Linked DNA regions of Homo sapiens: region 2 is linked to region 1. The links are chromatin loops, found by intact Hi-C in ENCODE. Cell type or tissue: heart left ventricle. All regions are shown on one strand. Each heading gives the region's core, and the rest is flanking DNA. Links, peaks and the distances in the headings are about the cores only. Region 1 has its middle 85 kb from the start of PLCL2-AS1. Region 2 overlaps PLCL2 (phospholipase C like 2).

Region 1 (15,092 bases), core at 4,001-12,000:
CAGGCTGGGAATTCCAACAGCAAGGTGCTGGAAGGGTAAGTTTCATTTCCAGGCATCTTCTCTTGGCTTGCAGCTGGCCACCCTCTTGTGTGCAGTGGAGAGAGAGATCTCGATCTCCTCCTCTTCTTGTAAGACACTAATTCCACCATGAGAGCCCACCCTCATGACCTTACGTAACCTAATTACCCCACTGCTGTGGTCTGCTTGTGTCCCACAACGTTTGCATGTTGAAACTTGATCACATATGTGATAGTTCTAAGAGGCAGGGCCTTCAGGACGTGATGAAGTTACGAGAGTGAAGCCCTCACAGGGGATTAGGCCCCTGATAGAAACACTGGAGGCAGTGAGTTCATCCCATTCCATCTCTTCTGCCACATGAGGACACAGTGTTCATCCCTTCCTGAGGATGCAGCAACAAAGTGTCACCTTAGAAGCAGAGAGCAGCCCTTACCAGGTGTTGAACTGGCCGGCACTTTGATCTTGGGCTTCCCAGCCTCCAGACTGTGAGAAATACATTTCTATTCTGTATCAATTATCCAATCAGGGCCAGGCACGGTGGCTCATGCCTGTAATTCCAGCACTTTGGGAGGCCAGGCGGGTGGGTCACTTGAGGTCAGGAATACAAGACCAGCCTGGCCATCATGGTGAAACCCTGTCTCTACTGAAAATACAAAAATTAAAATTAGCCCAGCATGGTGGTGGGTGCCTGTAATCCCAGTACTCAGGAGGCTGAGACAGGAGAATCACTTGAACTCAGGAGGCTGAGGTTGAAGTGAGCGGAGATCATGCCACTGCACTCCAGCCTGGGCGACAAAGCAAGACTCTGTCTCAAAAAAAAAAAAAAAAAAAAAAAATTACCCAACCAGGTATTTCATCATAAGAATGCAAGTGGACTGAGATGCTCCTAAGGGACTCATCTCCAAATACCGTCACCTTGGAGATTAGGGCTTCAGCTATGAATTTTGAGTGGACACAACTCAGTCCATAGCTGGCATCCTACTGGCTTCAGGATTTTTGCCACCTTTCCTCTCTCCAAACCATTACTAATGTACTTTTAAATTTTAAGTGGGTCACCTTAGCTCACCTTTTAACTCAACTTTATTTTAAAGGAAGATTTAATCACTGTAATACAGAGAAAACCCCAGCTCATTTGTGTGTATAGTTGGGAAAGGCAAAATTTATTCTACCACCTTCTCTGAGAGGATTGGATCCCAAGAATCAGAGTAATTAATACTAGCTACAATAACAGTAAGTACAAAATCTGAGTGGCTTCAGGCTCTAAAGCAGGGGTCAGCAAACTGCAGCCCACACGCCAGATCCGGCCCGTTGCCTGGTTTTTGTGAAGGATCTTTCTCTGGGGCATAGCCACACCCACTCATTTATGTGCTGTTTCTGGCTGCTTTTGCGCTGACAGCAGAGTTCACTGGTTGGAAGACCAATGACCGCCAAGTGACTGCGGACCGCCAAGCCTCAAGTGTTAACTCTTGGGTCCTTTTCAGGAAAAGCTTGCTGAGCATGCTCAAAGGTTTACTTCTCACTCCTGTCACAGTCCTGTTGCGTTCAGTAGACAGCTTTTCACGACATGTGAAGAGACTTGTGCTGGGACTTGGATTGCATCTGCCCAGGAGCAGATCCTGAGTGACCCCAGGAAGCCCCATTAGGAGAGTGGGAAAGTGAAACAGGGAAAAGAAGCAGATGGAGGAAGTGTTCATGAGCTGTCATCGCTGTGGGCACTTGGAGCTCCTTCCTGCTGGGGACCTGGGCCGCTGTGTAGGACACATGTCAGAGTCATCCCACTCGAGGGCAGTGGGAGTGGGGGTATTTATTCACCACTGGCTGAGGGGCTTGCACTCCCCAGCACTCTGGCCCATGCCACAGGCAGCTGGAGCCCGACCCTGCTGCCGATGAAAGCTCCCAGGCTGGAGGTTACGTTTCTTGGAGTAAGAAGCGGTGAGTCCAGGAAAGGGATCCCAAAGGCACACCAGCGGGCACCCACAGGGCATGCTGCCTGGTGCCATGGACCCTCAGGGCCTCCGTGGAGTACTCCCCTTCCTCCTCTCCATTTGTCAGCTGAAAAGCCAAGAGCAAGAGAACAGCCTTCACGCCCAGGGCCAGAAGGGGCTCACTTTCCTCCACTCCCTTTCCATCCATGGCAACCGTCACCTGCAAGGGGGCCAGGGAATGCAGTCAGCTTGCCCAGGAAGAGGAAGTAGACTCATGAACTTCTAGCCAGTCTCTGCCTTCGTAACTTTCACTTAAAATTTAGTTTCAAGAAGCTATGTGGGTGATCCCCAAAGCCTGTATTTCTGGATTTGTCAAGTAACTTAGCGGTAGAAAAGCATTCCTTACTTGGCGGCCATATCACACCTTCCAAATGCCCCTGCACAGGCTTTGAGATATTTTCAACTCATGCTCTATACAAGTGCAGATGGTTTAAAGATGCCTGGTTATGGCTGAGGGAGGTAGAGAACTCACTTACAGGAATCTGGCTTCCCTGGCTCTGGCACACTCCTGGACGAGGTCCTTGGCACCTAACTCTCCAGGCATTTCAAACCCAGGAGGTCTTTAGGCCTGCCTTTGTGGTAATACCGAGACAAGAGGACATCAATGGGGTGTCTGCTTTGTGCCAGGCACATTGCTACATCATCTTGAGGTATCCATAACACTACAAACAGGCTCAGGGATGAAAAGTATCAACTAGTGGTTATCATGTGCGTATACATTAACTCATTTACTCCTCAGTCAAAATTCTTAGGCTCCTTGTCCTTCAGTTTTCTCATGTGTAAGATGGAGGTGAGAATACCTGTCACTAATATCCATTCTTCCTGTCCTCCTTTGTATTATAATAGCCCATCCACTACCATCACCAATTTTTAGCTGCATACATAATTGTCTGGGATAATGCAAACATTTCCCAGGCTTCCTTGAGATATGTGACTAAGTTCTAGACAATGAGATATAAATAGAAATGTCATACGCAACTTCTAAGGAGTGTTCCAAAGGAGCAAGCCTGAATTTCTTCAACTATTCCTTCTTCCTACTGGCTAAAATATGGATGTGATGGCTGGTTCTTGGGCAGCCATCTTGTACTATGAGGAAGACAATAGATATTGAGAAAGGATGAGGAAAAGGACACAATCAAACCACATACCAGCCTATGGCTCTCCCCTTTGGATATCATTCGCCTGTCAGGGAAATTGATCACTATCTAATTTAAGCCTCTGATGCTTGATCAGCCACATTGGTATGATCTGGGAATTTGTTAGAAATGCAGAATATTGACCCCCACCCCAGACCTGCTGAATCAGAATCTGCATTTTAACAAGATCTGCAAGTGACTTGTGTACAAAATAAAATCTGAGAGGCACTGGTTCCAGCAGCTACTGTTATCTGAGAGAGGCCTGTCACTTAACAGCTGAACTCAGTCCTAACTAATGTCCCACTGCACAACACTGCTGGGAGGATTAAATGAGTCATGAAGTCAAAGCACCTAGCACAAGGCTCTGCCCAGCATGGGGAGTGAGAGTTCATGGGTTAAATTGCCTTGGGGGTGGGTTCTGTGATGGAGCACAGATTTATGGCAACATTGCCATCTGCCCTGTGGGCTCAAAGACATCCCCTAACTGTGTGAAACTTTGGAGACAGAGCAGAAGGGGTGCAGTATTTGTTGAATACCAACTTGAGAGGTTTTGTAGAAGCCATTAATTAGGGACCAGGGGAGGGAGAGGTCCTGGGATGTGCCTTCCAGAGCCTGCTGCACAGCTTTGACCCCAAATGGTGTAGACCTAGGGAGCAGGAGGGGAGGGAGGTCTTAGATCATTGAGCACGGGTGGCATGTGAGGGACACAAAGCACCCTCTTCATAATGCCTGCGAGCATGAGAACAGCCACATACTGGTCTCTCATTCCCGCACCCAGGCTGTGGAGGGAGAAACCTTCTGGCTGAGGAATGGCTCTGCTGCTGTACTTATCCCAATTTTCCAGCTGGCCAGGCTTTATCTCTCCTGTGATGTGATTGATGGAGCTCTCCGCAGGGCCTCCCATTATGGTCTGAAGGACACGGTGGCCTAGTTTTCGTGCAGGGATGCAGGGAGGCCAGTCATGCGGGACTGTGGCCCACTGTGTGGGGTATTTTGGAGACAGATGGGACTTTTCTGACCAGGAGGTCATGGGGTGGTTCTGAGGCAAGGGCTCCTGTAAAAATGCCTGTGCTCAGCTGAAGCAGAAGGTTCCTAGAATGGAAGGAGCAAGAACTGACGTGGGCTCCACGTCCGTCGCATGCTGTGGCAGGCCTGCCCTGCTCCTGCCCTACTCTGTGCTGTCCACCAATTGTCTGGTGGCTGGAGCATGCCACACCCTGACAGCCCAGGAGGGCTTGGTGGGTATCCCTGCCAGGAGAGTCCACTTGAGTGGCTACAACAGTGCTGTGCTCTGTGTGTGTGTGAGGCTGTGTGTTTGTCTATTTCTCTGTGTCTCCACCATCTCTATTTTCCCCAATACCTGGAAGCAGAATCACAGCATGTTGAGAGGTCTCTGGGACTACATTGCCCCGGTTGTTGGAATCCTGGCTCTAGCTGTTGGACCATGGACAAATTACTTTGCTGTGTCACAGATTTTCTATTTGTGATGGAGATCATTGGATTGTTGTGAGAATTAAATGAGTTGACCCATATAGAGTCCTCACAGTAAGCCCTCAGTCAATGGTAGGTGATGCCTTCCCTCCCCAACCCAAGGTCCTACATACTACTGCCCAGCAGCCTGAGAGCGAAGGGCCTGCACCTGTCAGGAGTCTGGGAGGATATGCTGGGGAAGGTTGATGGGGCAGAGGTGAGGACAAGCCCAAAGGAGGTACTTCCTCACCTCTCTCCCCTTCCTCCTCGGTAACTCACTAGATGATCCTGCCCTCCTGCAAAGTGACATCTCAAGTCACAGCCACCTGGCAAAGCCTTCCCTTTAGCTGTCACAGCAAAACAGAAAAGGCCAGGGTTGAGTGAGAAGACCTGGCACCAACACTCACTGTACAATCTTAGGAAAATGACTCATCCCCCTTGAGCCTTAGTTTCCCCAGGTGTAAAGTGGAGATGACATCGTCTTTGCCCTCCACACGCCCCTAGGGCTGGCTAGAACTCGGAGACAACTCTGCCTCCTCCAGTCTGTGTTCTCCCTCCCATTCATGGGACTCTTCAGATGCCACCTGTGTGCTGAGGCATTTACGTTAGTCAGGTTAGGTCAGGCTTGCCACAGTAACAAATTATCCTTGAAATCAGAGCTGGCTTCTTTCTTGCTAACACAGACTCTAGTGAGGGTCTGGGGACTCCCAGGGCAGCCTCCTGCCCCATGGTGACTCAGCAATCCAGGTGCTTGAATCCAGGCTGCCTCCTTCTCAACCCAGGGCTTTAGTCACCACAGCTGGGAAGGAGAGAGCGGGAGGGCTGCACGCTGACCCATAGATGCTTTATCCAGGAGTCCCAGGCAGCACTTCTGCTCACAGCCCATTGGCTAGAACCTTCCCGTGGCTTTGCCTTTCTGCAGGGAGGCAGGGCAACGTGGAGAGCATACCGTTACCCAGTAAGCAGCAAACATCTTGCCAAAGAATCTCTTTCCATCTTAACCTCTGCCTTTGTGTTCTCAGTGTCATGGGCCACTGAAAAACCTGCAGAGGAGCTCCAGGCAAAAATGGCACCATCCTGGGGCCACGTCCAGCTCAGGGGAAGAGTTGGCTGTGTCAGTACAAGTCGGACCTCTTCAAGTGTGGGAGAATTTAATCACAAATCCAAAGGTCCCACCAGGCCAGTGACCAAGTTCAGAGCCCAGGCCCACAAGCCCTAGACTTTGAAACAGAGTAGGGAGGGGCCAGCCATCCAGAGGACAGACCTGCTGCCTGTAGTCGCCAGGTTTGGAGTAAGTCCCCAAGAGTCCCTCTTTTGTGAAATCCCCTTAATTCTATCCAGTTACAAACAAAAGGAGATTCTGTTTCTCCAGAGCTACCAATCCCTTAAGTGGCTTTCCCTGTTACTTGGGTTCTTATTAAGGTTACTTGGGACTGAGTCACCCGTCCTTGAGTGACAGTTCAACTTGAAGGCAATGTCTTGCAGAGCTGCTGCCCCAGGTGCCATCACCAAGTGCCCTGCTTGTAGTAATCTCTTTTTAAATGACTATTTTCTGCTTAAGCCCATCGTTGCCATGTAGGTGACTCTGACATTTTAGCTAAATGTCTTCTTGGGAGACGTCATCCTCTCTTTTAAAGCAGTAATTCTTTCAGAGGGATTTTACCCAGGGGCAGAGATGGTGAGGTGAGGGGGACTGCAGAGGCTTGGGCTGGAGCCTTTCCCAGGCAAGCAGTGCCAGCAGCCCAAGCCATTCCCTGGCCCTGAGGGGGCCCCTTGTGCCTGAGGAGGAGAAGACAGAGCAGGGGACCAAGATCCATTCTTTCCTCTCCTAAGAGTCCTAGACACTCAGGGGACTTGTCTTGTCGGGGTTCCCCGGAAGCAGACTCTGAGACAAGGACTCAAATACAAGTAGCTAATCTAGAAGGTGATGCCCAAAAACTCTACCAGGTGTGGGGAGACAGGGAAGGGCAGGGCACTGTTTTCAAGCCCATCCGGGCTGCCAGCACCTGGAGTTTCTTCCTCCTCCCTGGGGAGCTCCTGGAGGTGGAGTAAAACCCTCTCATCAGTTACCCCAGCCAAGAGATGTGGTGGTAAGGATTTATCCACACTTCTCTCCTGCTTCTCCTCTCCTGTCAACTGGCTCTGTGCATTTTGGGCAGGGAGAAGCACTCCTGGGCAGCGGGTCCCAGTGTTTGCGGCACAGTCTTCTGAGTGCAGAGGTGGATGTCCATGAGCTCTGAGCCAAATTTGATCCATCAACAGATTCCACGGCCCTGGCCACGTGGTGGGTTCCTGTGCAGCCAAGTGACCTGAAGAGGGTCACTGGGTAAGGCTGAAAATGCAGCTAGTTTGGGTGCGTAGGGGACAGCCCACTTGTGGACTGACTTGCTGAGCTGGAGGGGCTGCTTTTCAATGAAGTCACATTGTTATGCAGCGATTTTGTCTTTGAATATTTCTTCCTGGGCAGAGGGCACAACAACTGTGGTATATTTTTTCAGGGCTGCAGGTGCAGGTGTTTGCATGGTTGGGCAGCAAACCAAAAGGAAGTCTCCCCTGGCCAAGGAGTTGGAAACAGACATGCAACCACATCGTTACGGACTGTGTGGTGCTGCCATGACCTGCAACATGGGTGCCCGTCCACCCAGCCCACGGCAGCACAGCCCACCTTGGCCTGTGTCTGTGACACAGCAGAAAACACTTAATCCCAGGCTCGGGGCAGCACTTGGTGCTGCTGGTGGACCTGCTCTTGCACAGCGAACCAGCCTTTGTTCCAACCCTGAAATCATTCTGCTGTCTCCTGGTCTGGACCTTCTGTGGCTCCAGGTTTCTTTATGCCGATTGTATTTGGAAGCATCCCTTTTCCTGGCCTCTTCGGGGTGACAGCTGTGTTGAGACAGACAGACACACACCACACACACACACACACACACACACACACACACACACACACACACACACACAGCACAGCCATTCCCCGATCAGGCAATGATGCACCGCGCATCCCTTTCCCTGTTTGCACTGCCTTTGCTGTGGAGCCCGGGGTCCTCTGTTGGGCCCTGAGAGGTGGACAAGGGGTCTTGGCGTTTCCCTGGAGACTCACCACGTGGTGGTGGGCAGCATTTGGTTGGCTCCTCACAGGGCCTCTGCTGCGCTGCAGAAGGTGAGGATGCTGGGGGCCCTGGTGTGGCCTTATTCTGGGGCATGCTTCTGGGGTGCAGTAGGGTGGGTGGGGCTTGCATTCCTGGCCATGACTCTAAAGCCTTTAACTTAATTTCTCAAAGCCCCTTCGGAGAAAGCCTTCTGGGGTTGGGATGTGGGGCTGGGTGAAAAGGGTCTTAGACTCATGAAGAGCTGTGTGCGTTTGATCTTTCCAGCAGTTCAAGAAGTTTGCCAGACATGAAAGGCTGGACGAGCCTGGTGATTAGATCCCTGTTCAGCCGCCAATGAGAGACTTTTGTTTTGTTTTGTTTTTTGTTTCAGATTTTGTCTTCCCCCACCGCCACCCCACTTTTTAGCTCTGTTTCTTTCTCTCTCGTCTCTGTGCGTCCGCATGTCTCTCTTTGTATGTCTCTGTATCTCTGTGTGTCTCTACTTATCTCTTTGTCTCTGTCTTTAAATGTCTCTGTCTCAGTATCTCTAAGGCTTTGTCTCTATTTCTCTCCTCCTCTCTCTGATGCTATCTCTCTGTGTCTATCACTGTCTCTCTCTGTCTCTCCCTTTCTGTCTCCCTCTCTAGCGCTCTGTTTCCTCTGTCTCTGCCTCTTTCTGGCCCAGTCCAGAGCCCTTGGCATGAGGACACGGGTGAGTCAGGGCTGGCTGCAATTGGACACCTCAGGGATACCAGCCAGTCCTGGTCCCTCTAAAGGGGAGCGATATGTGTACTTTCGGGGTGGTAGGGGGTGCGGGTAGTAATCTGGCGGTACATTCTGTCCCGGCCCCTTATAGGGAATTTACTCTCAGTTGGACCCACCTCCACCCTTACCCCCACCAGAGGGCTGTTCCTGGCAAAGCAGAGCAGCTTCACCATCAGGCACAGGACATGCCAGTTTCGAGAGACGTTTAGGATTTATGTGCAACCAATGAATAAGGCAAGTATTACATGGGACATTTGACTAGTTTATCTTGATCACTAAATGTCTAGGTGGTCACAAGACAACCTGACAGACGTTACTGGGAGAACTTGATATTTGGAGGTCACTTATATTTGAGCAAGGGTAGCATTCATGTTCACCTGCGCATTTGAGGGGCATGGGGACTGGTGTGCCCAGAGCCTGGAGGGCCCCCACGTGGCAGCCAAGGGAGGCTGAGGAGCCAGGTCAGTTTCCACAGCACTGGCTCCTCCTGGTCAGGGCAGACCTCTGCTGTCATAGCCTGAGCACCAAGGTGTGGCCCAGGAGAGGATCCATGGCTCTCTTGCCATCTGGCCCTGCTCCTAGGTGCTCACAAAAGTAATGACAGCAGAGGGGATGGGGCACATCCTGGGCACAGCGTGGGGGCTGATCCTCCCAGCCCAAGGCTCAGCAACCACAAAGGGCTGGGTCAGAACAAGCATGCGGTGTGTCGTCGGGTGTGAGGTGGAGGAAATGGCCATCTGTGGCCTGTGGAACTCAGATGGGCAAAGAGAACCCATGAAAGGCACCTGAGTGGTGGGTGACATGAGCAAATAATGTCTCTGTAGAAAGGCAAACCCGGCAGCTCTGCACTGGGTGCATAGAATTAGAGGCATGACAGGCCCTGGAAAAGAGACTGATCTATGAAATGCAGCCTCCAAGCGCAGATCTGATCTGAGAGGATCCGCAACTCCATGACCCTGCAGCTTGGTAGTGTGTGCACCTGTGTGTGTGTGCATGTGCATGTGTGTGCATGCGTGTGTATGCATGTTTGTGTGTGTGCATGCATGTGTTTGTGTGTGTGCATGCATGTGCGCATGTGTGTTCTGACTTGTGTCTTCCACTAAACTTCCATCTTTGACCACTCCCCTTCCCTCCCTGCTCCTTCCTGCAAATCCACTCCTGGGAGACCCTGAAGAAAGGGTGGGCAAATAACATGGAGCTAAATCTTTCAAAGCTGGGGGAGGGAATGGGGTCAGAAGACTGGTGCCAATCAACCTTCTTTCCCCCACCCATGAAAGTGACCAATTAAGAGATTCAGCAAATCCCACAGGTGCTTGTTCATGCATCAGCCGTGTTCACAACAGCCCATAAACTCCTCAATTGTTCAGACCAGCTATGGTACATCCACACACCGGCATGCCACTAGTGATGAAAAGGAGCTGTTTTCATAGCAGTTGAGGACCCTGCGGGACTCTATTCCTGAGCAGTTCTGCAACCGGCTAAAGGCTCCTGGCAATAGAACACACATCAGTGGTTGCCTTGGGGGAGGCCAGGACTTGGGGGGACCTGAGAGAGTTTTCTGGGATGATGGAATATTCTGTATCTTGACGGTGTGGTGTTTACACAGGTGACAACATCTGTCAGAAATCAATGGGTTGAGCCTTTAATATCTACCTTATTGTATGTAAATTCTAATTCAAGAAAATAAAATAGGCTGCCAATTCAGAAAAAGAAAGAAAAAAGAGGGAGCAGGAGGCATAGGATGTGGCCTGACTTCTCGAGGGTCCCTTGGGGTAAATACAGACACCCACCAGACCCACATCAGGCCTAGCGAACGCGGAGCCGCTGCCTGAAGGGGTGGGCTCCTTACCTTGAGCCCCTGCGTGCCTCACTGGCTCACCCCGTCCAGCCCTGCTGTGGGCTCCACGGACAGAGCTTCCCAGGCGTTAAGAGAGGCATGCATCCCGATTTTCATGTGCAATCTCTGTTTTTTAATATTGGCTGCAAACACCTAAATTTCAAAACATGAAGTGGTCCTCAAAGACCACATCAGGCCCTCTTGCCACTTTACCCCCTTATCCTTAAAAGTTTTGTCCTCGAGAGTGTTTCAGATGGCCTCAGAGCTGCTGGAGGTTCCCTTGTGTTTTGAGCACACCACAAATTCCTGATGTTCTTTGATTCAACTGACCAAGTGAGCAGGCTGGGGCCAGGTCAGGAAGAGGCCATCTTGGGCCAAGCTGAGAGGAATGGGTGCAGTGGGGGTAGGAAGGGGTCCTGTGGGAGAGAATCCAAGAAGGAACGTCCTCCCTGAGATGAAATGTTTACTGGTGTGATTCTTGTGCCGCAGGTTGGGAGAAGGGACCAAGGCTCAGGTTCGACTGGATGCCAGTCTCCCAGTGGGTCACCCTGGGTTTGGATCTGTGTCCCCGCTCAAATCTCATGTCCAGTTGTAATCGCCAGTGTTGGAGGTGGGGCCTGGTGGGAGGTGATTGGATCATGGGGGTGGATCCTTCATGAACGGGTTTGCCCCATCCCCTGTGGTGCTGTTCTCCTGATAGAGTTCTCAGGAGACCTTGTTGAGTGTGTAGCACCTCCTCCTTCTCTCTGTCTGCTGATCCCACCATGGGAAGAAGTGCCTGCTTCCCCTTCGCCTTTCACCATGATTGTAAGTTTCCTGAGGCCTCCCCAGAAGTCGAGCAAATGCCAGCATCATGTTTCCTGTACAGCCTGTGGAACTGTGAGCCAATTAAACCTCTTTTCTTTATAAATTACCCATACTCAGGCCAGGCACAGTGGCTTGTGCTAGTAATCCCAGCACTTTGGGAGGCTGAGGTGGGTGGGTCACTTGAGCCCAGGAGTTTGAGACCGATCTGGCCAAGATGGTGAAACCCCATCTCTACTAAAAATACAAAAATTAGCTAGGCATGGTGGCATGTGCCTGTAATCCCAGCTACTGGGAAGGCTGAGGCATGAGAATTACTTGAACTGGGGAGGCAGACGTTGCAGTGAGCCAAGATCACACCACTGCATTCCAGCCTGAGTGACAGAGTGAGACTCTGTCTTGAAAACAATAAAAAATAAATTAAAAATTACCCATACTCAGGTGTTTCTTTACAGCAGTGTGAGAACAGACTAATCCATACCCCATGAGGAAAGCTGGGGTGTGTGAGGAAAGCTGGCCCCATTTTGGTGCTGTCTGCAGAGACGTGGCCTCCTGCCTTTCTCTCCGGGATACCCCAACGTCTTTCCACAGCCTCAGGGCCCAGGGTCCCCATCTACCTGAGCCAGGGCTACAGGTCTCCCTTCTTCCCTCCTCAGCCCCTGGGACTCCACTCCCAGCTGCATCAGGAGCTCACAGTGATGACTCCCTCCCACAGGCTTTTGTCTTTAAAATGAATATCACAGCAGCTGTAGGGACTAAAGGAGGCGATGTCTGCAAAAGCAGTGATGGTTGTCAGCAGTGGAGTCTTCTGGAATCTCTAAGCCATCTGGGGATGGAAATGTCACTGTGGGTGGGAGAGAGGAGGGGCTTTCCCCGTGGCCTGGGCGCTGCCAGAGTCTTTCACATTGCCATGGTCCCAGGGTCTCTGATGGGTAAGCACGGTGGCGAGAGTGCAGGTTCTGGAGAGGAGAGAGAGCCAGCCTGGGTTCAGATCCCATCTCTGGGAACTTACGCACTATGAGACCCTACGGAAATTATTTAATCCCTCTGAGCCTCAACTTTCTCTTCTCTAAAATGGGAAAACAACAGTACCTGCCTCATAGGGCTGTTGTGAGGATTAAATGAGTTAATACATGAAAAACACTCACAGCCCTAGCCAATAAATGCTTGCAAAATAGGCCTTTCCTGGCTGGGAAAACAACTTAAGGCAAATTATAGATGGATGTTGATGAAAGACTCTCTTTCCTGTAAGTAAAAAGGTTGAGACTCATTCTCAATTTGAGTCACCACAGGGTAATTATGTGGAGGTGAAACAGTGTGGGCCGTGTCCTCCAAGAGAATGCAGGTTGCAAATCCCAGCCTAACTATACACCATCCTTGGCCAATGAGGGTGCGTTTCTAGCTCTTCACTCCCTCCCTAGTCGTAGGATCGGAGTTTGCGGTTGCCGCTCTGTGGGCTGGTGTGCCTCCCGCTCCACCCCTGTCTCTGGGCTCAACCATAGGACTTGCTTTGGCCAACAGGAGTTAACAGATGTGATGCATGCAGAGGCCTGGGATGTGTGCACAGATGGGATCGATCTCTTGCACAGCTGCCCTCACCATGAGAAGAATGTGTCCCGCATTCCCTTGCTGCTGGCCCCGGTATGATGACCCTATACAGAGCCCTTACATCAACCATCTTTGTTATTTCCCACCACAGTCCTAGGAGAGGGTCTTGTCATCCTATTGCAGATGAAGAAACTGAGGCCCCACTGGGGTCACAGGACTTTTACCCTGATCACACCAGTGGTTGGTGGCGAGACCAGAAGCCTGTGTCCCTCTGACCTCACCACCTTTGGTCTGAGCCGAGCTTCTCCCACAGCAGGACTCTCTTACAAACCCATATCCCCTCCAGTAGGCAGGAGAGGTTCCTGGTCAGCATTAAGAAACAGCACATGGGGTGCCACATTTTCCTGCTCAGGTAGACTGAGGAACTGAGCCAGACTCACAAAGAAGACATTTGCCCCCTGAATCTAGTTAAGTGGTTTCTGTCTGGAGTGCAGTGAGCAGCTCCTGATTGCCAAGGGGAGGTTTAAAGTTGCCACCTGAAGGAAGATAATTTCATCAGAAAAGGCTGCAGCCTTTATAGATGATGCCCCGGGAGCCCTCGAATCTCTAGAGAGGACTGATGGTTGCTTGTTTGCTGGCGGATACGGAGAGAGGGAGGTGCGAATAGGAAAATGGAGCCGGGGTGGTCTCCAGAGGCCCGGAGTCAAATTCCTTACCAGCCAGCCAGCTTGTCCCAAGTGCCTAGGAGCCGACCAAGTCACAGCCTCTGGGATTGACAATGGCCGGGAATGGCGGATGTGATTCAGATAGGAGTAGGGACAGTGGGGAAGCTGAGGCAGAAGGTGGCTGAGAACTGGCCCCATACATACCGTCGTCGAGGAGGGTAGAAGGGTTGCAACGGCCTCGAGGGAAAAGTTCTCGCGTGAAAGTTGTTTTTCACATAAACATTCCCTAAGACCCGCATGTGCCACAAGCCTTCATCCTATTCCCCTCTCTTTATGACCCTAGCAGGAGGAACTGCAACTCCTATTTTACTGATGGAGAAACAGGGGCTCAGTGAGATGAAGGCCTTGAGCAAGGTCACCCCACTGAGAATCGTGTCTGGGCACGTGTGACTTCAGAGCCATGCTCTTTGGGTAAAAAGTTTGACCCCAAGCAGTGTGATATGGTTAGGCTTTGTGTCCCCACCCACATCTCATCTTGAATTGTAATCCCCATAATCCCCACGTGCCAAGGGAGAGACCAGGTGGAGGTAATTGAATCATGGGGGTGGTTTCCTCCAGGCTGTTCTCGTGACAGTGAGTTCTCACGAGATCTGATGGTTTCATAAGGGGCTCTTCCCCCTTCACTCAGCACTTCTTCCTGATGCCTTGTGAGGAAGGAGCCTTGCTTCCCATTCACCTTCTGCCATGATTGTAAGTTTCCTGAGGCCTCCCCAGTCTTGCTGAACTGTGGCTCAATTAAACCTCTTCCTTTATAAATTACTCAGTCTCAGGCAGTTCTTTATAGAAGTATGAAAACAGACTAATACACTGCGTCTACCCTGTGTATAGGCATGGAACATAGGTAGGCCTGGTATGCCTTTGGTTGGAATGTGTTCATTAAAAGGAATCATTAATACAATGATACCTAATTTACTTGGCCTCAGAGTATGTGGTATTCTTCAAGTCAATTTGCTAGAGCTTACTACTTGAAGCATTTTGATTTCTGTAACTCTCAATAGTTTGGGGTGAAATCACTCTTGACAATCAGTTGTTGCCTTGCTGAGAAGCATACTAATCATAATTCAGTCTTCTCTAGAGAACTCTGGTAACCACTATGAACAAAGGTGGCTCTGCTGCAGTAAAAGAGGTGCCCCTTGAGCCACTGAAGTGAATTGGATTATTCACCCTACACTGAATGGGCCCGAGTTTCTAGCATTATAGGGCTGTTTTTAAGTCTCACCTCCACTGTCATATTATCAGTTGTAACGTCAGCTGCTGTCTAAGGCCATCTCCACCCCATGTGAATGGCTGTGGACAAGGAGACGCTATGGCCAAACCTTTTAAGTGTGTGTTAAATATATGTAAATAACAGAGCAATGGCTGATGGGCCTCCTGCAGTGACTTGGTGACATTTACACACCTGTCATTGCTACTCAAGTTCTTCTCTGCTTTCTTCCCGACTCTCAGTGGTGTTATAGGCATTTGCGTTGCCCCACCTATTACATCCAGATAAGTAACGACTCACACATGAGGTTGGAGCAATATAAGGAAAATCTGTTTGCTGAGAGTGGGCATAAAAAATAGATTCCGGGCTGGGCGTGGTGGCTTATGCCTGTAATCCCAGCACTTTGGGAGCCTGAGGCGGGTGGATCATTTGAAGTCAGGAGTTCGAGACCAGCCTGGCCAACATGGGGAAACCCCATCTCTACTAAAAATACAAAAAAAATTAGCCGGGT
Region 2 (15,092 bases), core at 3,446-11,445, 100 kb before region 1:
GACTACATGATACTATTTATTTCATGAATGTTATGCTGTATCCAAATGGTTATTGAGTGAATGCAGGAGACACCCATATTACACTTGTATATGATAAGCATATGCCTGTATCTTATGTTTGTATGGTGATTACATTCAGAAACTGCACTTAAAGTTTAACCTGTGAAATATGGCCCGCTTCTAAGTGTGTGAATATGATTATATATTAATTTAGGCTGAGAAGTGATAGAGACATTGATTGTGTTAGAGGAGGCTTTTTATAATTTGAAAATTCAACTAGCTACCTACAGATAAGATGGGATGTTATTTTATAGGATTTTATCTGAAATGTAGTACATAAGAGGTTCAGACCGTATCAGGGTTTAGATAAAAGTTATGTAACAGGAAAGACACATTGATCCCTTAGGTACTACCCTAGCTCTGAAGTGAGCTTTATGAAAAGTTAGAGTATATTGGAAAAAGTTGAGAATAGCTAGCTTCCTACATGTGGACCCTGGGTCACTCTTAATTCATAATTCATTCCAGATTTATATAGCATTTGGCATCTGTTCTCTGGCAAGAAATGATCATTAAAATAGTTGAATACAGTGTTCAGGCAGACTTATATGACGCCAAAACCATGCTTTGAACGTGGCAGAAACTGAGAATTTAACTTAGACTTCAAATAAAATTCCATAGAAGAATTTTGTAAACAAATTTTTTGGAAATATTTTGAAGTATTCTCCCTTCTATAGTAAGTTCTACTACAAATACTTGTTTTGAAAATTCAAACTTGCTTGAATGCAGTTTATATGTTAGGTAACAATTTGAGCATACCAAAAATTTTGCATTTGCGTGTGCACAAGTTTGTGTGAACTGAAATTACACACACACCCCTCAAACATCCACCATATTCTTCAATTCACAAAATGTGTTATGAGCTACACCCTCTACATCTTGTGTTACAATTTTCCGTTAGATTTCAGATCACCCTCCTTCCACCACTTCACAGTGACTCACAAGCTGCAACTCCTCCAACACCCACTTCCACCAGCAACCTTCAGGTCTTTTTCAAGGTTAAGTGCCATGTTTATTGTAGTATTTTTTCATTCTTTAACCATTTAACATATGCAGAACTGTGATATTGTTTTTATTTGATGTCTTTTTTTATGTGTCACTGCAAAATTTTTTAGTGTTGTGCCCCTAACCCACTTTCCTTATAAGCCCTGTGGTTTTTATTGCACAATTTTGTATAGTGAGGTGAGTTTTAGGATTGCAGAACTGTCATACTGCAGTTACAGCCGATCCTTGAATAATGTCATTTTGTTCAGCATCATTTCATTATAACACTGAAGAGGAAAAAATAATTGATTCCCAGCTGGGGCCACTTGTATGGAGTTTGCAGGTTCTCCCCACATCTGTGTAGGTTTCCTCCAGGTACACCAGGTACACCAGTTTCCTCCCACATAGCAAAGATGTGAGCTTCAGATGAGTTGGACAATCTTCAGGGTTTCAGTGTGAGTGAGTGTGGATGTGTGTGTGAGTGTGCCCTGCGATGGGATGGCATCCTGTCCAGGGTGGGTTCCCCCTTTTACCCTGACCTGCTGGGATAGGCTCTGGCCACCTTTGATAAGTGGATTGGAATAAGTGGGTTGGAAAATGAATAAATAAATGAATGAATGAATATAAGTTATTGGGAAATAAAAAAAATTATCAGGTATTTGACATTCATCCAAATGCACGGCAATATTTGTTAACTGTTTTTGAGCTGTGTGGTAGTAGGAGGTTCCTCTGAAAATTTTCATTTTGCAAACATTTGTTGATTTAATACACCACCACTATGACTACTGTCACGAATTCACCACAAATTGAGTAAATAATGATCTTACTTGTTTTCATTAATCTTTCTTAAATGTATGTATAGTTCACATTTATTTCAGCATTTAAAATTAGAAGTGTTTTGATCTTTATTGAGAAGTTTGATGACGTTTTTGTGACCAGAAATACGCTGTGGAAACTTAACCCTTGTTTATATCAGTTAGCCTAGGGTAAAATTGGTTTCATTGTACCTTGTTCACTGAAAGTCGCAGTTTCCAAGAAGCTGTCCATGTTAAGAGAAGACTTACTGTATATTCTCCACAGTTACTCAAGATCACCAAATGACCAGATCCGCAGCTTCCAATACTGTGGACTCACTCTCCCAGCACCTCTCTCTGTACACGCCTGTAAATGTTTAGCATCCTTGTTCTTTTCCTGCCCTCGGACCACTCTTGCACCTGTCATACTAGTTATTATTCTCTCTGCTTATTCCAGTGATTCTGGAGCATCATGCAACATTCATTCATCTTTAAAATTTCTCCCTCAGAAATGTAGACATTCTTTCATCTCAGCCACTACCTCTGTGGAGAAAATTTTCAATTATCCAGTGCCAGAAGCAAGCTGTCACATAATTTCCGGTTGTACTCGAGGTTCTTAGACTTCCCTATTGTAACCACCAGTTCAATTCAACTAAGCTGGAAGTTCACATCCTAAATACGTTAACATACTTAAAGGAACCGTAAAGCACTCTATAACTGTGGGGTGTGTAACATGTTTACTTGTAAACTGTAAAGCACTCTGTAACTGTGGGGTGTGTAACATGTTTAGTTGTAAACCGTAAAGCACTCTATAATTGTAAGGTGTGTTACAATTTTTCTTATCCTGACCAGTTTTCTCTCTTATCTTGGCTCTTCCTTCTGTGCCCACAGCAAATCAGCCTTGGAGTCCTCCTCCATGTAATGTGTTCATGTCATCCTTTCTTTCCCAGCCCCTCTGCTGCCTCTCATGTCTCTCATATAGCAGTGGCCCCCACCTGCTTCCTGTTCCCACTTTTGTGCCATCTCCCATTTCTTCCTTCACACTGATGCTTGTTCATGGTTCTGAAATTTTACTTTGTTCATAACACCTCTGCTTAAAATTGTCAAGGGTTTGTGATTAAATTCAAACTCTGCAGTGTAGAAGTTTATATCTTATCCAATCTGGCCCTCACTCCTCTTCTATCCATGTTTCCTTACATTCTCTAATACGAGTTGAGGTGCCTAGAAAGCTTAACAATATTTTACATGATTTCAAGTCCTGGCCTTCCACATCATGCCTGCAGCGGGGTCCTGTGTGTGGCAGCACCCAAATATGCTCCTCTGTATGTTTGTTAACAGTTGAGTAGTGCTTTTTATCAAGCGCATGTCAAGTTCTTTCTACAACTTTCTTTTATATAGGGTTTTTTCCCCCCTATAATTTGCGTAGTGGAAGATGTGGTAGTGGAAATGAAGTTTCATAAGAAACCTAGGACAAGTTACTCTGGAAACGGTTTGTTATTTAGAAAGTGTTTTCATAGTGACCTTGCTGGAAGGGAGGACGACCACAGCTCTTAATGATATGGCAGACCTCGGCCCCTGGATAGGCACCAGCTCTCTGTCCTCCCCACAGTGGACTGCAGCCACAATGCTCTCCCCATGTGAGATGGAAAGGGGAGCTGGGTTTAATTGTAGCGCACAGCTGGCCAAAGACCTCTACAGCAATAATCTTTCAGTATTTCAGTGTAAATTTGTGACTTATATTATGTTCAAGTATTTAAAAGTACGTTGTATTTTCCAACAATAACTTTATAAATGGTGCCTCTTCCATTAGTTCAACTTTGTAACATTTTTCTGTACTTGGAAGCTTTAGTAAAGGAAAAACTTACCTCTGGATTTCAGTTGAGAAGTCTCAAATCCCGATGTTTTAGAATCAAACTAAAATTCTTCACCCGCACAGTAATAATTATTTTAAAGTGTTAAAAAGAGAGATTATATTGTTAACTCAGAGAGGTGTTTCTCTCAAGAGTGCAGAAAAAAGCACCAAAGCTTACAAATTCCCAAGGGCATCTTGATCTTACTTTCTGTCCCATTCATGGCATTAGTGAACTAACTGGCTTTGCAGGGCCAAACAGCACAAGGCTGACCACCCACCAGGGACGTTGAGCTTTAAGAGGCTGTTTTAGTCCATTTTGTGTTGTTGAAACAGAATATCACAGCCTGTGCAATTTATAAAAACTGAAATTTATTTTCTCACAGTTCTGGAGGCTGAGAAGTCCAAAATCAAGGCTCAGTATCTGGTGAAGGTCTTCTGAGTGGCTCCTCACGTGGTGGGAGACAGAAGGGCATGCTAGCTGAATGCTGTGTGAAACCTCTTTTATAAGGACCTTAATCCCATTGACTAGGAAGGAGCCATCATGGCTTCATCACCTTTTAAAGGCCCTGCCTGTTAATATGATCACATTGACAATACTTGAATTTTGAAGGGGACACATTTAAACCATAACAGAGGCTGCCATTCAGAAAATTCTGACTAGATGGGAAAAAATTACTTTGGATTGAATTAGTTCCTATTTTCTGAAAACCTTATCCATGATCACATTTACTGTTCTGTATTCATCCCTGGAGTCCAGAGAAGCAAGTCCTGCTTTGGTCCAGTCCTCCCAAGGTCATCCTGAGCCTGGTGGTGCCTGAAGCCACATCTTGCCACCTGGGCGTTTACTGGTCCACTGAGGCCTATCATGGATCTCCAAGGTGGTCATGGCAGTTTGGGGGGCATTCAGTGGTTAGGGCCAGGTGTATACTGCACCATTTTTGTAAGTCCATTGGCATGTTTGAGAATGATAATCTTTTCATTTTTTGAGTTTGGAAAGATACTTCCCTGTTATGTGTCAAGTAATCATAGAATCCATGTGAAAGAACAAAGTTTTTTTACTGTCTAGCCTTTTTCTTTTATAGCAACTTAAGGACTTCTCAGACTTTGTAACTTCATTAGAAACAGCTACAACAGAAGATGCAGTAGCCACATCTGTGTTGAGCAGGACAGGCAAAGAAAGCAGTTTAGAGGTTGGGATTTTCTATCTGAAACTGAGATTCAAAACAAGATAAAGGGGAAAAAAATCTAGAATTCAGATGTTATTACTAAAATTTCTTTCACCCAAGTATATAAAATTATTGACAAACTACTTTTATAATTATTAGCAAAATCTGTGTTCTTAAGATGAAGGGCAATTCAGTGAATTGTCTGAAATCAGACATAGGGTCCTTATATAAAACCACAGACTTGCTTATTCTGAAAATGGAATTTTCCTAGTTGATAAGCAAGTTTCAAAACAGAATATGAAGGAGCAGTCTATAGAAATCTAGTAATATATAATATATTTATGTAATAATAACCCTTCTCATAGCTGTATCTATAAACAGAGAAGTTTACTTTACACTAACATGGGAGTTACTTTCAAAACATAGCACTCCGATAAAAGGCATATCTGGTTTCTTTCCAGCTTAATAAAATATAAATTTTAATTTTTACTTTGCCTTTAGTTAAAATTTCCTGCTTTTCATCTGCTCAAATTCTACATTAAAATCTTATATTAGAGGTGATCAAATTTATGAAATAGATTTCTAGGCTATGTTACATCCATAGATTTTCCAAACACTTTAGTTCCAGAAATGTAGGAGGTACTGGTAACAGGCCAGTGATATAAAATCCATTAGCAACAACTATATAAAATCATCTTGCCCTAGAAAAAACAATATAAGCATCCATGTGGCGAGTTACTCAGGCTGGCAGCAGGGTGTCTGATTGCTGTGCCAAGACTTACACCTGTGTGTTTATAGGGGCTTGATGAAATTCATGCATTTGCATTAATGCAAATAATGCTTATATAATTAACCATTCTACTTGGCCTTGCATTCTAGTGACGTATCAGTGTAATATACACAGAGAAAACAAGATAAAGTAGTTTTTTCCTTTGGCTCATGCATCGATATTACTACCTGCACATCTGTTTTTGTCTAATCTGAGATGCTTATTCTAGTAGTTTCACATTAAATATAAATTATTTATTATTTATAATAATGAATTGTAAAATAGAGCCAAGTAATTTATTGCTGTCATTTTAAAATGTTTTCTCAAAGTGCTTTATAGAAACATTGTTCTAAAAAACAACTTTGGGTCAATGTTAGTAGCTGAGATGATATTACTATTGTAATTGTGTGTAGCACCTTTTAGGAGTTACAAAATTTCCTCTGCTTTTGTGCTTTCTTCGGATTGAAACGGCCTTTCCTCTTCACTTGTGCAGTTGCCACTCATGTGTCAAGACCTATAATGGTTTTGTGGGAAAAGCAGAGGCTTCAAGACCAAACAGAATACCAGTTTCATGACTTACTAATTACAGTTATTTTGCCTATAATACCAGATTACCTTGAAAGGTTGCTTATGTTTCAGGTAGGTCTTCAGTGTTCACATGTGTAAAACTAACCTCATAATTACTCACCTCACATGGATAATGTGATCAGTAAATAAAATAGAAAGCACCAAGTACATACTGATGCAGAGATGTTGAATCACTTTCATCTTGATGCATTCAACCAACACTTGTACTATTTATAATCACAGCTTGTTATAAAGTAGCAGATCCAGACAGAAAGTGGCCCCTGCTAGATCAGCTGGTGGCCCCATGTTGCCTCTGCTGCATCCTCAGTGCCATGTGCACTACATTCAATCATAATTGATGGCAGAATGAAAGGGAAACATCAGCCTGCTGAGTAGGGGCCTGAAGGCCCATCGCCTAACCTGTCCTCTAAGCCTGCTGGACTCTTCACCTGGTGTTGCTATAGGAGCCCACAGTCCTGAGAGCTTCCTTAAGAGTACCTAGAGGAGCTCTTAGACTCAAGGAGAATTTATGCAATAGTGCAAAAGTTGAAGATTAATATATGCCTGTTAAGAACAAGAACTATGAACTGTTAACCATACATTAATTTAATTATAAATATGTACCCCAAAATGATAAAAAGATACTTCCTTCTGAAGCAAGTAGTACAAATATTTTATAACAGGTGTGACAACATGAATCATCTCTGCTGAGGTCTGGATAAGTTTTCTGCCTGCCTTGTCTAAGCTTTGCTCATTGTTTACTATGGGCCTACCTTCTCCTAGGCTGGTTCCTTCTGGAATTCCCCTCTAATACAGTCTGCAAATGCCTCCTGCTGTTTACTTGCAAACCTAGGAGGAATGGCTTCTCACTATTGTGTTCTCCACCCTGAAGTATTAGTCATCTTCATATTTTATATACTACTCATGAATCGGGGGACGATATTCACTGTCATTATCAGCAGAGGAACTTCCTGTATTGAAATCTAAGCCACAAGTGGATCCTTCTGTGGCTGTCAACATGGATACCATTACACTACAAGTGCTTCACCATTAAATATCCTGCCAAAGGGCTGTAGCTTCAGAATATTGAATTTTATCACATCCAATAGCTCACAGGTTACAATAGCAATCCCACCTTTTTAGTTATTCTTTGTGCATCTGTTTTATTTCTGTACCATAGTCCCAGTGCAGCAATTGTTCTTTTTTTTATATATATACTTTAAGTTCTAGGGTACATGTGCTTCATTCTCAGCCCTTAGCTCAGGGTCTCACACATAGAGGGCCTCAGTAAACGATTGTCCCAAGAATAAACAAATGATCCTCCAAGTGTTACAGAGTTTAGGAGGCAGATGAGCTTCTATATCTGGACTCTTGAGATGGATGTGCATTTATTCAGCCTTAACGTATATTTTATAGCTGGAAGGTGCATAATTATTTATCCTTTGGTGATACTTAAACTGGAAGATGATTCTAAGAATAATAATGCAACTTGTTTCTCTGAGCTTCATCACACCCAGCTTTTCAAGTGGAACTAAAATTAGTAATGAGTATTGGAAACATTGCCAGTGAACATATGAAAGGAGGGCATTCAGCTAATTTGGGGCTACCAGAAAATGCTCTGCCAGGCCTCCTGGATAAATGGGGAGTCAGCCGTGACAGCTGCCGCTTGCAAGTGTCTTCATTGTGCCAGTCGCTCCTCACACATCCTTTCATTTAATCCTCACATTATGAGGTGTAATGTCTTTAATAAGCTTATTTTATGGGTAGGAAATTAGGGTTATGAGGTTAAATATCTTGTCCTAGATGACAAAGCTAATGAGTAATAGAACCAGGATTAGAACCCATGTAAATCTTTGCTGTTTCTGCCGCTACACCACTCCCAAGATGAGTTTCTCATCTGCATGTGTGAGCCTCTGCTTAATGCTGCTGTTTTGTTCTCCTCCACTCCTGCTTTTGCTCCTGTCCTCATTTGTTTAATGACTGGGTTCATTTCCTTGATCATATTTTTTTTTCCTTCTCCTATTTGAATGATGGGGGCACAGTTGGCCAGTTCTTTGATACTGAGCTGTAACAATCACCATCCTTGCTTGAAGAAGTCCTTGCTTCTTTGTATCTCTCATTTGGCTTGACATCAAAGCTGAAAAAGGTTACTGATGACGGTATGGACCTTTTCAATATGCAAATTATGTAATGGTACAAACGACTTTATATCAGTATAATAAAGTTCTTAACGATTCATTTTTATTGCTGCCTGTTCAATACGTCAAGCTGTAAAATAGAATATTTTAATTTATGGGAATGACTCAGATCTTGAAGAATGAATGTGAAAATACTGAATTCCAAAGTGCAAACTCTGCCATAGGCTGTGGACTTCTTGAGGACAGGGGTTGTATCCTGTAGGTCAGGTATCCCTGGTTTCCACACAGGGGCTGCCTGCAGTAGACCCCAGCGATGATTAAAGATACATTATGAAGGCGTAAATAAATGCCTGCCTTGGCCTTTAAACTTTTGATGTTTACCATTTTTTTAGAACTGTGCAAGTTGATAAATACTATCTGACTAAGCTTAAGAAGCTAGTACACTTTTTAAGAGACATGTTGGTTATATTTTAAATAAGTGTAACTTACCAAAAATATGGTGGTTTTTGAATTATGCAAATAATCCAACCTGCATATATTTAGTTACTATAAGATAATTACTATGGCAATTAGTGATAAATGCTATAAAGAAAAATAAGGCAGGCCAGGTGCGGTGGCTTATGCCTGTAATGCCAGCACTTGGGAGGCCGAGGTGGGAAGATCACTTGAGCCTAGGAGTGTAAGACCAGCCTGGGCAACATAGCAAGATCCCATCTCTACAGAAAATTTTAAAAATTAGCCAAGCATGGTGGCACACACCTGTAGTCCCAGCTACCTGGGAGATGGAGGCTGGAGGATTACTTGTGCCTAGGAGTTGGAGAGTGCACTGAGCTATGATTGCACCACTGCACTCCAGCCTGGCTGACAGAACAGACCGTGTCTCTTAAAAAAATAAAAAGAAAAAAAATGAGGCAGAAATGAAAGGAATGGTTGGGTGTTTATTACTTAAAATATGATGGTCATGTAAAATAGATGAGTAATATTATAATGCAAAATATTTGGATATTTAAATACAAATATGTAAAATTTATACTAAGGTAGATATCATAATTGTACCCATTTGAGCCATGAGACTTGTTTCTGGCTATCCCATTTCCTTTTCATAGTGATTTTAGAGCCAACAAGATTACTTCAGAGGGATCTTTTCCTAGCTTTTTGGTGAGTAAAATAATGGATCAGCTGTTCACTGATTCTTTCCCTTCTTCAAGCTTGGGCTCTTAAAACAAGCACATGCAATTTGGAACAAGAATTCAAATTTGAACATTTTAAAAACCATTAATAGGAACATAAAAATACTAGTTTTAGAGGTACTATTAGTGATGAATGGTATCAAATAAATAAATGCTATTTTTTAATTCTCATTGTATGTTTTAAACTGAATTTCAGATGAAGACATTTTGGCTGAAATGAGTGAAGTGTGTAGGTGTTGAAGTTTTCTATAAGATGAAGTTGAAAATTTTGTTAAAATGGATAACCAAATTTTAAAACTCAGATCAGATTTGCACGCATATTTGTAGCTTTTCACGCTGAAATGAACTCAGTTCAGTATATTAGCTCAGGGTTCAAGTGCAGTGTTGTACTAGCCTCACTGCACTTGGAAAGTAATACTATTCACATCTTGTTTTAACCATTATGTGGGGATGTGTGATGTTATCATTTTCACATGCACATTTGAAGTTGAGTAGTGGAAAGTCAGATAAAAAAGCGTTTAATATCATCACATCAGCCTGTTTTAGGAGAAGAGCCTTGTGCATGAATGCAGGAGGGGATCTAGTTGTCAGGTGTAATCTCATGTCTGGATGTTCCCTTTGCAGATGATTCAGTCCCTCAAGGCGTTGATTGAAAATGCAGATGCTGTATATGAAAAGATCGTACATTGTCAGAAGGCAGGTAAGTGAAAGTTTGTTTCCTCTCTTTAAATGAAATTAATAGCATCATATACTTTGCCCCAAAACTATTTCATTTTTTGGATGCTATATCAAGAAAATCAAATAAGAAAATTATTTTTCTATGGCTAAAGAAAATACCAATTCAGTGGTTCTCAGCCTTGGGTAACAAACTCACCTGAGGGGACCATTCAAAATACATTAACATTGGTCTGAGGTATGGGGCTGGGAATTAATAACTATTTTAAATTCCCAGGTGTTTCTAATGTACAGCCAAAATTGAGAAACTCTGCACTAATCTCTTCTTCAGTGTTAACTGTGTTGCCAAAGCTCCTGCTGGTCACCCGTGACTCTGGTACACAGTAGGATAGGTAAGGCTTGAGTAGAGGGAGAATGGCTTCTTGTAAAGGAGATGGATTCCAGTTACAACCTCCTGACACTTTTTAGTACACTGGCATTTTCGCGTGCTGATAAATTCATTAATTTAACATCCAAATGTTATACCAGACTATAAAATTCTTCTTATATAAACAATCATCCCATTAATTTTAGCTGTGGTAAAACCAAAAAATTCAGTATTCTGCATTGTAATAAAAATACACAAAATGGAGTTCTTTTAATTTTCTGATTTTTTGAGTGTTGATTTGGGAGATTCTATTATGGAGAATATTTTCAAGTCATAAAAAAAAAAAATTGTCCTGACTTTCTAAGGTTTTTTTCGTTGCTGTTCTTTAAAACCAAGAAACTATATTGCCTACCCTGAAAAAAAAAATCCCTTATCTCAGAAATGAACTTGTTTAAAATAGATTGAAGATAAGGATATGTGTGACATTTTTTTTCTAATATCTATTGAAAGAGTATTCATATTAGTGACTAATCAACAAACTCCACAATCCCCATCTTGTTTTACTCATCTTGTCAGCAAATATTGTTAGCAAAGTGGTCTTTCTACTTCTAGTCCTTTGCAGGCTAACTCTCCCTACAATCTACATTTAATTATTCAAACACAATTTTTATCTACAACACAATCTACAAATTATTAACACAATCTGCAAATTATTGAACAGGAGATATGGAAGTAAACACAGTAAATATATTGAATACTTACCGTGTGTTACTCAGGAGTCTCAAGTTGGTGTGTGAGGCACTGGGGAGACATTGGTGTTTGTGTAGAACAGGAGAGGGACTGAGCTTTCAGGTACTGACCATAATAGCTGTGTGCAGAGAATGTCCATGGGCAGACCTGATGGGAGGCAGTTGGCAATAGATAAGGAAGGTGCTTCTGGAGAGTGAGGGAGGAAGGGAAGGGATGGTGAGCCATCTACCCTCTGCTTTGGGCTGCCTGTCCCCATTCCCTGTGTTTCTACTTAATCAGATTTGCACACATCACTCATCTGCTGAGACTTCTTTCTCTGCCCTCTCTGCCAATCTGTACTTTCTTCTTTTTCAATTATCTCAACAGTCTTCTGGGAGACCTTTCAAGATTCCAGGATTTATGTTACCTAAAGCATTCTATTCAGCCCTTTAAACCTTTAATTTGCTTCAGTTGGTAGGGCTTCTTCAGTTATTGTGTATTTTATTAATGCATTCCATCTTGTAAACAGGATAATAACCTCCTAAAGCACTAAGATTATATATCAAGCTGCTCTCTGTATCTTACCCATGACATCTGTTCTAACATTCTGCACAGAGTAGTTGCCCAAATATTAACTAAATATGATTTTATTTTAATTATTTGATTCCATTCAATGCATGTATTGCTATGAAAATTGTGGACTTTGTGGAATTTGAAAAAAACTGTTTATCAGAAAAAAAACTATTCAACAATTTGAGTTATTGTCAATTCACTGGTTTATGAGATTTGATAATTTTCAGTATAATGTGGCTTTCTGTTTATGTTTGATTTCAGTAAGGGATACATGTGCTTGTACTTAAAAAGCTGAAGAATCTTATCTATTAGGGATTTTGATTAGGATGGGGGGAGAATAACCACTGTGTAATGGTTCAAGTTGCTCTGGGTTTAAAGATCTTTAGAAGCGTGTAAAGATTATCTTTTGGTTTCACAGTTACTGATGAACGCCTACACAGCCCTTCTGTTATCCCAAGTACTTATTTTAGAGTCCCTTGATCTTTTGTTTCTCATGTTTACAATTATGGTAAGGACATATAGTCATTAGTCATATGAAGAATTGCTAATTTGTTTTGGGCTCAAAGACAGTTGCATAAGATCTTACTTTTGATAAGTAATTGTTATTCTGCTTGCCAACAGATATAGGTCACCAAAGTGCTGCAAGAGAGGATTATTTTAGATGTATTTCGAATTTTAAAGCACAAACATATATTTTTATTAGTTAAAACCTTGTTTAAATAACTGAGTGGAAATAAAGAGTCAGACATCCACCCCCAAACACATGTTAAAAAATGTCCCCAGTTCAGAAGGGTTCAGGCTCTTGGCTGTGTAATCTATTTTTTACATAGGAACATGCTATGCTGATGTTAGTACTGGGAAGAGGAAGCGTGGCAGGAGAGGAATGCTGAGAAGTGAAGACCTCCAACCAAGGTAGGCTAGGAACCTATGCATCCCAGCAGTGGAGGACCCAAAGGGACCATGGAAAGAGCAGTGGAAACAACTCGGAGATGCGCAGTTGGAGGCAGCCTGCCTGCATAGTCCTCTCTGTTAAGAAGAGAATGCAGTGACACAGAGAGTTGGGGTAAAAGAGAAATTTTAATAATAAAACCATGTTGCTAGGAGTATATAAACGACCCAGTGAAGAGGAAGACATTAATAGATGAGACAGAGATTCAGGATGAAGGATGTGAGGTCAGGAATGAAGTACAGTCATGAAACACTTGACCTCAGAAAGGGAGAAAGGCTCCTCGTCTGAGATAATACAGAAAGCCGTGACATTTAGAAAAATTCTGAAAAAGAGAGGAGTGTTTTCCATTGACGAGGTAAACAGGGAAGTAGTGTCATAGGAGAACACCAACTTTGGGGGTGAGGAAGTGAAAGCGGGGATTCAAGACAGGGGCAAGAGTATGGGGACTTTGCTCAGAGTCAGAGATCAGCAGTGCCAGTCAAAGGGACTGATTAAATATCAGATCCTGCAGGGGTGATATGGGATGCGTGAGTCTGGGCCGCCATGGGAGTGAGAAGTGATGTGGCCATGCAAGAATGGGTCTCTATAATTCATAAGCCCAGGCGAACACATGCATACATGTTCTCAAGTAGGAGATTGGTAAGGAACACCAGCAGGAGAGCTGAACAGGAGTCTGCAGAGGGAGAAACATCATAAAAGTTCATTTGTTAGAAATGTATAAAAGTTGGGAAAAGATTTGTCAAATTCTTTCAGGGCCAAAGTCTTTTCCACTTTCTAATATCAGGGCCAAAGTCTTTTCCGCTTTCTAATATCTATGTTTTTGTCTCTTTAAATGCCAAAACTGCAGCCCATTTTTGGATTATAATTTCCTTTCTAGTCACTGAATTGGTATGCTTAATAAAGGATAGGAAGACGATCAAGAAGGAAACCCAAATGCTTTCCCTCAGTGAGCTAGGTGTTTCTATCAGGTAATTTTAAATGGAAAATAAATTGTTCTCTGGAGGAGGAAAAAAACAAATCAATGACATCCTGTTAAAGATGGTGAATTAACAAATGCTTTTAATCTCTACTCTAAAACCTCATTAAAATGACAGTAGAGGGTTTTTCTTTAAGCCACAAATCCATAAGGACAAAGAAATCGGGAGCAACAAAATTCTAGAAACTGAGTAACAGCTGAACAAGTGATAATTGGCTTAGCTGCCCACTCAGGAACCTCAATCTGAAGCTGGTCTTGGGGGGCCTGACACAGCCTGACTCACAGGCCAACCACCAGCTCAGATCTAACCTGGTGACCAGGTACCTCTGGGAACTGGGTTAAAGCTAGTTATAAAAGACAGGAACTGTGTAGAAGCTGGATTAATTAACGCTTAGATCTCTGTGTCCTGACAGTGGGGAGGTTAAAAATAGCAAAATTCTCATTCTCCATATGGGGAATTTAATAGGTGATGCTTGAAAAACAGTTCTAAGTAAACAATATAAGCATGTTACTTGGAAATATGAACATAAATACTAAGGAAGGGAAACAATCAGCTAAAGGCATTGAATGTGACTGCTTCTGGGGAGGGAGAATTGTGGACAATTATTTGGTTCTTTACGTACATGCATAATTCTAGCAAAAATAAAAACTAAATTCGAAGAAAAAAGAAGGAAGGAATCAAGGGGCAAAAGCTGCCACAGGAACTGAGGATGTTCCCAAAGATGTGATCCCACACCCACAAGGCCTGGGAGAGTGTTAGGTTGCAGAGGCGCAAAGAGCCCGCATAGGACACCTGCTGGCTTCCCTGCTTTCATGGGCATGCCTCAGGCAGAGGTGATGCCTGCATGCCTGGGAGGATGAGAGCAGGAGAATCTGTTCTGTGCACTTTCAGAATGACTGTTAGGAGGGAGGATCAAACTAAATGAAAGATGACCCAGCCCTCTCCACACCTCTTTAAATGGAAGGTTCTTTGCTAAAAGCTCCAGCGTATTTTCATGCATGGCCAGGGTTGCATCTTCACTGAGTAAAGTGGGATCAAAGAAAATAACTTTCCAAATAATAAAAGCTTTAATTACCCTTCATTTTAATCAATTTAATGGGAAATTTTCAGTGGATCTTATCCATCCCTGCTTTCTTAAATTTGATTTGCCAAAAATAATTTGAACATTTGTTTTAAAGACCCAGGGTCATCTTGAGATGCTGCAGTTTAATGCAGTGATTTCTTGGAGGCTTTAAGTTTGGAGGCCCCTTAACCTGCACACACAGCAGCCTGCCTGCTGTGACTGTTCAGATCTGGACATGGTGT

What was found. Hi-C counts contacts between places; a loop is a spot of excess contacts. Peaks named below come from ENCODE experiments on the same cell type or tissue, not always from the same donor. Only the 100,000 strongest peaks of a DNase experiment are listed, where the experiment ranks them.
Region 2: a loop joins it to region 1, with 2.6 times the contacts of the local background. A loop is called at or near these places in 4 of 110 quality-filtered maps.

Annotation. Positions count from the first base shown.
Region 1 is chr3:17,132,395-17,147,486 of GRCh38, forward strand. No RefSeq gene overlaps it. Among named protein-coding and RNA genes, the nearest start is that of PLCL2-AS1, 85 kb to the left of the region's middle. RefSeq lists a silencer at 11,763-12,057. In heart left ventricle, for the core only: a CTCF peak has its summit at 8,900; DNase peaks (open chromatin) are centred at 4,096, 8,418 and 8,925; H3K27ac peaks cover 1,533 bases.
Region 2 is chr3:17,032,733-17,047,824 of GRCh38, forward strand. It overlaps PLCL2 (phospholipase C like 2), which reads left to right. Exons shown (of 6, transcript NM_001144382.2): 4 at 10,142-10,217. It overlaps PLCL2-AS1 (PLCL2 antisense RNA 1), which reads right to left. Exons shown (of 3, transcript NR_046640.1): 2 at 11,322-11,456; 3 at 10,020-10,181. Among named protein-coding and RNA genes, the nearest start is that of PLCL2-AS1, 14 kb to the right of the region's middle. RefSeq lists an enhancer at 6,281-7,480. In heart left ventricle, for the core only: a CTCF peak has its summit at 7,054; no DNase peak of the experiment used is centred there; H3K27ac peaks cover 668 bases.